2 separate regions of the Homo sapiens genome follow, and region 1 is linked to region 2. The links are chromatin loops, found by intact Hi-C in ENCODE. Cell type or tissue: OCI-LY7. All regions are shown on one strand. Region 1 has its middle 5.0 kb from the start of LRGUK. Region 2 overlaps EXOC4 (exocyst complex component 4).

The links. Hi-C counts contacts between places; a loop is a spot of excess contacts. Peaks named below come from ENCODE experiments on the same cell type or tissue, not always from the same donor. Only the 100,000 strongest peaks of a DNase experiment are listed, where the experiment ranks them.
Region 1: a loop joins it to region 2, with 1.9 times the contacts of the local background. A loop is called at or near these places in 3 of 110 quality-filtered maps.

Annotation. Positions count from the first base shown.
Region 1 is chr7:134,120,296-134,124,295 of GRCh38, forward strand. No RefSeq gene overlaps it. Among named protein-coding and RNA genes, the nearest start is that of LRGUK, 5.0 kb to the right of the region's middle. In OCI-LY7, no CTCF peak of the experiment used is centred here; no DNase peak of the experiment used is centred here.
Region 2 is chr7:134,043,540-134,047,539 of GRCh38, forward strand. All of the region lies in intron 17 of EXOC4 (exocyst complex component 4), which reads left to right. Among named protein-coding and RNA genes, the nearest start is that of LRGUK, 82 kb to the right of the region's middle. In OCI-LY7, a CTCF peak has its summit at 3,287; a DNase peak (open chromatin) is centred at 2,372; H3K4me3 peaks cover 1,527 bases; H3K27ac peaks cover 3,088 bases.

The sequences.
Region 1 (4,000 bases), 77 kb after region 2:
CTTATAGCAGCAAAGATTTGTTTATTATGGAAGATAGTACTTACAGTAGCAAAGACTAATATGAAACTAATCACTTCAGTGAGAGTCAGAAAATAAAGTCTTTTACTAACCATTGAGTGAGACTGTAGGCATCTCACATCCTATAGACATCCAGATACCATATGTATAAGTTAATTTTTACTGCCTTTCAAACTATCCCAAACATTAGTGGCTTAAAATAGCCATTGATTTGGCTTATGATTCGTGGGGTTGCCTGAGCAGTTCTTCTGGCCTGAGTCATCTCAACTGATTTTTACTGTGCTCCCTCATAAATCATTTGGCAAGGCAGCTGGTACCAAATAATCCGGGCTGGCTTCATTCTCATGTCTGGCAATGGGATGTGGTTAGCCAGGCCCATAAGGGAAGCTGGTCCCAGCATCTCTTGTTATCCCGCAGGCTAGCCTAAGCTTCTTCACAGGGTGGTCCCAGCATTCCCAAGAGCAACAAGAACGAGCAGCCAATGGCCAAGCATTTGTACCACATTCGCTACTGTTCTTTTGGCCAAAGCAAGTTTCACGGTCAAGCCCAGATTCAAGGGGTAGAGAAATAGACTCCACCTCTTAACTTGGAGGAGCTACAAAAGTCACTTTGCAAGGGTTGTGCATGCAGGGATGGGAAGAATTGGTAGCTGTGTTTGCAATCTAGCACACTGAATCAGCCAACTTTACACTCATCTCCTTTAACTTTTCCTGTAACCTTGGAAGGTAGGCATTCGGGCTGGTTTGGATTAGATCTCAGGTCTGACTCTAAATGAGTCCTGTTAGCCCCTCTGAATGCTAGTTTGTGTCTTTTTAATTCTTTGGAGGCTTCAGAGTCTCAGCACTCCTCTCTGAGACAAGCATCCTGATCATTTCATTCCAAGCACTTATCTGCACAGATGTCATTTCACTTAGGAGGAACCAAGTAGCAGATGCATTTGGCATAATCACCATAAAGATAACTTTGTGAGCAGTCATCCATGTTTATAAAGCACACCACTATGTGCAGGAGATTTTTGGCAAGAAAGAGGGATATCCTTGTGGGAGAAAAGTAACTGAGGAAGTTTGGATACAAGGTATAAATAAAAGTTCTGTAAGGTGCCTAAAAGGTACAGTAGATCACAGAAAACAGAACCTCCTATTAACCTCATGGGAGAGCATCATCTGTGTGTAATAGATGTCACGTAAGACCAGGAGTTATAAGGCTCCTGCCTTCCGCTCACTGTTGTCAGGACCTCTACCTGTGCCCATCTTTTCTTCCTTTGTTTTAACTCTCATCTCTAGATTCTGCTTAGACATTTGACACAATTTCCTCCTTTTCCTCACTCATGTCCCTTTTCTTACAGGAAGGCAATACCCTCCTCCTTCTTCCGACTTGCTGTGAGCAGAGTTTATTTCTATATTATTAATACAGAAATACCAAGGCTACTCAAAGCTGTTTGTGTTTGCAAACTAGGACAGACTTCCCAGAGACTTCCTACAGCACAGCACAGCCAGCCTCCTCCCCTTTATCTCTACCACTTCCCCTTCCCAGAGTGCCCACTTCCTTCTCCTCTTTCAGGGTCTCACTCAAGTCTTACCTCTTCCCTAAAGCTCTTTAGCAACTCTCTCTTGGGACAGATTTGACCCCAACTGAGATTTTTCTCTTAACTCCCCTGGACTGGCTCGAGCATTGCATTATCTGAGTCCAGGATTGAGCCCCGTCTGCCAACAGTGGTAAGGGGAAAGTGATGCCACTGCTGCCTCCAATTCAGTTCCTCCCTGAAGACCTGTAACACAACTCCAGACCAATCAGGCAGAACCTATCTCCTCTTGTATACTTTTAACTTAATATGTTTGATGTAGGTGTCCTGCTGCTCCAACAATAATGCAAATCCCTTGAATAAAGAGACTACAACTTTAACTTTTTCTGTATCCCCAGTGCCTGAAACAGCCCTCTCTGTGTAGTAGGGCCTTATAGGTTGTATAACCAGTTGCTGATAATGATGACTTGGGTGTTACCTGTGCTTTATATCAGAGCCTGCATGACTTGCTTTTCCATAAAGCAGCACTGTTCCACACTTGTTCTTAACTAGATTGTGTTGCTATTTTTGAAGTGTATGCACTGTGGCAGGATTTCTTGAACCTTTCATGTAACTGTCTTCTATTTGCTCTTCTTCCTGTTTTTATTATTCAGTGCCACTGGGACCCTTTAGTTATTAAAACTTGTGTCTCTCAAGCACTTGTACCTTTTACCACCTCCTGTGATTATTTCTTCCTGAATTTCTCCTCGTCTTCTTTGATCTCCTGACTGTCCTAGGGTAACATTCTCAAGTCCTCATATCTTCATCCCCAAAAGATTTCACACAGTCCCTTCTGGTCATCATTTTAATCATTTTGATCTTAAGTCTTTGTGACTTCCCTGATGATATCCAGTTTTCTGTCTGCTAAGATAATCTGAGCTAGAAATTCTCAGTAATCCTTATCTAGTCCTGTGTTCAGATTTTATTCACAACGTGATGCTTGCAATTCCTTTGCAACAATTCTTCATTGGCTTAACTTTTTTTGCCTTAGTCTCTGAGCTTTTAAGATTATCTTTTCCTGGACTGCAATTTTTATCTTTGATCTCAACACCAGTATCTGATCTGGGTTATCTATTAGTGGGGCAACCTACAAAGCACCTTTGATATCTGCTAGGATGGATATTATTTGGCTCAGTCAACTTCTGCCTAGACTTTATCGGATCTTATTAGCCCAATTACTTATGACAATTATAATCTGAATGTAGCTGATTCCTGCAAAGGTAACACATGCATTCCTCATCTGTTGTTGGCTTTTCCCAACTTTATAATCATGAGGCTCAAAGTGTTTGTCTAACATTTTAAAGGGCCCCTCTCCATGGTACTGGGTCAGGGCTACAGGTGAAATTCTCATGGCTCCTAGGTTTTCCCTCCTTAGCCCATATGACAAATAAAACGACATGATTATTAGTGTAATTGTTTGCTTAATGTCTATATACCCATTAGGCTTTTATGAGATAATAAGCTTTCTTTTCTTCTTCCTAGAAAGGGATAAGAAACCATCAAAGGATAATGTTAATTCATCAAATTATCTCAAATTTAAGGTTCTCCTCCATAAAGTTTTACTGAAGCAGTTGAGTAGAAGCACAGTGTTTTGATTAAGGATGTAGGCTGGGAAACCAGACTTTGTATCTGAGTCCTAGCTTTGTCACTGTTTGACACAGTGGATTGAAGGGTTACATGACCTCTCTATGCCTATCCTTCCTCATCTATAATATGGGAATAATAATATTAATCTGTAACTTGTAGGGTACCTATAGGGATTGAGTTTATATATGTAAAGCACTTAGTTGTCTGGCACTTAGCAATTACTCATAAATATTAATATGGTTGTGTTTTAATTGTTATTATTATGTTAATACTAATGGTGCCTTCTATTGTCTATCTTCTCTCTTCATTTCAAGGTGTTCTGTAAAAATTACAGTGTTCCATAAAAAATCACGGTGAGTTTGAAGTGCTGCCATCTCAACTTGTCTGAGAAGCACTGTTTGTCCTTGCACAAAAGGGGTGTAAGTATGTACAGGGGAAGGGGACACACATTCTTTGCCTTGCCCAAGGTCCACACTCCTGGAAAGGCATTCTTTCCAAATATAGGCAACAGAAGGTGCACCTGGCCTCTTCTTTCCATTCTGAATGAGGTTAGGTGCTGGCTCCAGACTGGGAGAACAACTCAGTTGCACACAGAAGAGTTTGAGGTAAGTAAGAGTTAATAATAACACCAACACAAAGATACCATGAAGCTGAAGCTGGAGTCAGCACCCTCTTTCTGACTTAAGCTCTTTACCCCTTTGGTTCTCCCTCCAGGACAGCCTATCCTGGATGCCCTCTCAAAAAAGGCACTCTGAGAGTATCATCATGTCACTCCTCTACTTTCTCCTTCCTCTCACCCAAGGTGGCAAGGATCCAGGGCTATCACAAAAAGAC
Region 2 (4,000 bases):
ACAGAAGTATAAATCTGGAAAGGGAGGGACACCCACAGCCACCTGGTTTGGTGCATTCAGGGTCCTCCAGGGATAGCAGTTTCTTCCTGGTCCCTAGGAATGTGTGACACCTCCCAGCATCACCGTAGACTCTGACATTTCTTGGGTGTAAACTATTAGGGGCACATTGAGGAGTGCAATGGTTTCGGGGGAGGTTTGGAGGTGGCAAGTTTGTTCTCTCATGCAGCTGTGAATGTAGGGTAGTTGTTGAGAAGGAAGTGTAAAGAGAGGAGGCAGGAGATTGGCCAGGGCAGTCTCTGTGTAGAGAAGGACAGGCTGAGGCTTACTTGATTCTTCCTCATCTTTTCCCTCATTCCCCAACACAGCCTCTACAGCTCCAACACAGTTGTGCTAATTGGAAGTGGGGCCTTTAAAATAACCTTGGTTTGTAGCCCTGGCCTGATCGGTGATGGAGCATGGTCTAGGAACTGGATCAGCAGTTTGGAGTCCAGGCAGAGTGGGTTGAACCCTAACTCTATTTCTGACTCATGGATAATCTCAACTAATCCACCTTGCCACTGGGTGAAGCCTAGTGGAGAAGAGCTCAAAGGAGCCTGTGTAGAGTTTGCTCAAAAGAGTCCTTGTCACCACCTTCCTCCCATTTTGTTTTCTCCACCAATATCCAGGTCATGAGAGCAGCCCTTCCTCTGAGCCACAGGGAAGTAATCAATAAGGCCACATCCCGCTCACTGACATCCCCACTGAAACAGGTGAAGCACATGTGGAAGGTCATGAGATTTTTGAAAGCACTAGAAATTAGGAGACTAATTCTGAAGGTAGCAAGTGTGAGGGAAATGGAACCTCTGCTGCGTCCTGCCTACCACCGTCTTCTGCAGGATTTGTAAAAAACTAGGTTCAGGTTTCCAGGCTATTTTTGCTGCTGTTTGAACAGTGTCTACTTTTTCTACTAGGAATCAGCATGTATTTTCTTTGACATCTGTATCTGCTGAGATCACAGGCCATCCTGGTCACCACCTTGCTGTCTAGAACAGCGTCAACTCAACTGAGCAGTCATCCATTACCACGCATAAAGATCTGAAGGTCCACTCTGTGAAAGAGCAGACAATGCAAGGCATCTCCTCCTTCGCTTTAATGTAGCACACGTTAGCACAATGTGCACACTTGGAGCAGTCATCTGCACCTCAGTTTCCAGCTCCCCCGATCCAATGCTGTTAATATGTTCTTGCCAGACACTTATATTCACATAGCACTTTACAATCGACATAGGGCTTTCACAAATATGATTTCAGTGAGTCTCTTGATGAGTCAACATTTTTGTCTCCCCAAGCATTTTCTGATTTGAACTATTTTCTCACAGCCTAACTCAGCAGTTTTCCTGGAATGATGTGTGGGAGGTAGGGTATGATAGTGTATTGCTATGTAGTCAAACTTTAACCCTGAAAGTATAAAAGAATTCAATACTGGTGTTATTGTTAACTAGCCAGGTGACCTTAGGCAGGTGTTTTGCCTTTGGAGCCTCAGGTTGTGAGGACTAAATCAGGTGTATGTGAAAGGACCTGGTATATAGTAAGTGTTAAATGCTAATTGTTCCATATAATTATGGTCCTCCTTAATAATAAACATTAATAGAATCATTAGTGAATCTTTGGCTGAATTATATTTCTATCATACGTAGAGTTGTTCCCAATTCTAACCTATATTTCTCGTAAGGGTTACTCATTACTAGTTGTTATCAATGTTTCTTGAGAACAGTATGTAGGGATGGAGAAAGTTCAAAGGCATTTAGTACAAAGATGCTGGGGGTCAGTTAACTTACAAAAGCGTAGAGCCCTGAGACATGACTTTAATACATTTCTGGGGCACTTAGTGAAAATGTGAGCTGGTGAAGATGTTGCCATATCTGTCAGCTTACAGAATCTTCTGTGCACTTATCACAGGAGAACATGGAACTGCAGCAAACATCTCAATTAATGGATCAATCCTCACAACAGTATTGGCTGCGGACAGATGTCTTCTGTATAGTTAAGAAGTCAGGGTTCCAGTTTATAGGATTTGCATTTTTATAACAGCTTTATCAAGATATAATTTACATACCATAAACATTAACCCTTTTAACGTATGCAATTCATTGGTTCTTAGTATAGTCACAGCGTTGTACAGCCATCATCACCAGCTAGTTTTGGAACATTTTCATCACCCCGAAAGGAAACCCCATATCCATTAGCAGTCACTCCTCATTTCCCCCAAACGCTACCCCTGGCAACCATACATCTACTTTCTGTCTCTGTGGGTTTGCCTCTTCTGGATAGATCATAGAAGTGAAATTACACAATATTTAGTCTTTTGCGGCTAGCTTGTTTCAATTAGCATAATATTTTCAAGATTTATAAAATTAGCACTTGTCTTAATAACAGGGTATGAGACAGTTAAAAATATACTCAGGTACACATCCCAACACCTGGCCTACAGCCTGCTCTCTTTTTCATTTCCTTTTTCTGTAGGGGTGGGGAGAAGGAAGCTAAAGTGTTTATATCGAAGTATGGCATACACACAGTAAACTGCACAGATCTTAAGTACACAGCTTGATTCCTCTTGACAAAGAGAATACACCCTTATAACCATCACTCCTATAAAAATACAGAATGTTAAAACCACCTCAGGGCCGGGCACAATGGCTCATGCCTATAATCCCACCACGTTGGGAGGCTGAGACAGGCGGATCGCTTGAGGCCAGGAGTTCGAGACCAGCCTGGCCAACATGGTGAAACCCCGTCTCTAATAAAAATACAAAAATTAGTCAGGCGTGGGTAGTCCCAGCTACCTGGGAGGCTGAGGCAGGAGAATCGCTTGAACCTGGGAGGCAGAGGTTGCAGTGAGCCAAGATCGTACCACTGCATTCTAGCCAGGACGACAGAGTAAGACTATGTCTTAAAAAAAAAAACAAAAAAAGACGGCTCAGATGGTCCCCTCCTAAGTCATGGCCCTCACCACAGGCATTTCCTAATTTTATTTGATTTTTTTTTTTTTCTGAGTTTGTTTCCTTGTGTTATCTATTAATACAGGTAGTAAGTACGTGGTCCCCTGAGCCCGGGAGACCTTTCCCCAGTACTCCAGGCCTCAGTTACCTGCGTTCGTTAATGTTGGTTCCCAGGGAAAACAAAGCAGCACCAAGCACTCAGGACCCATGGCCTCTTCTTCTGAACCCAGGGACTCCCATGCCTTTGCATTTTCTCCTCGCTTTTGTCCCCAGCTGTCCTTCTAAACACCAGCAAGCTCTCAGCACAGGTCATTACAAAAAACAGTTCAGGGGAGTGGGGCGGGCTGTAGGGGGAGCATTAACCCCCGTCAGGGACAACTGGGGGCAAATGTTGCGCTCCAAAGGCAGATGTTTTGAGGAGGACTCCTAATTGTGACAAAGGCAGCCCCTGCACACTGGATGCTGGCCAGCCTCTGCCATTAACACGCCTACCTCCTCACTGGTGTGATCAAATTGGTACTGCTCTTATGAAATTATGTGTGTTAGCTGGCTCTTCAGAAATAAAATATCTTTTCTTAAAGAAATTAAGGTTTCATTTTAAATTGACTTTATGGCCTTTGAAAAACTTTAGTTTTTGTGTGGTCCAAAGCTATAGGTTAGCATTAGCATTTAAATAGAGGCATTAAACTTGCCTGAAGACCTTCCTCTCATAATGTAGCCCTTTCTGAGAGGTTTTTTCAAATCAGATACTTTTTCGTCCTAAAAAATGAATGCAAATGCTCTCTATATTTTTCCCCTCAAAGGCCTTTTTTCTTTATATGTAGACTTAGGAGAGCCACATTGTGGAGCAGCCTCAGTATTAGTCTTTTTGTATGGAAAGGGCCACGTAAAAAAAAAATTGCTATTCTCTCCTACAATGCCTGATTTTCTCTGCTGACTCTCAGGATGTATTTGCCTATGGTTAATTTTATCCTATTGTATGTCATTCCACTCCAGACACCCCCCAAAGGCACAAATCCCCAT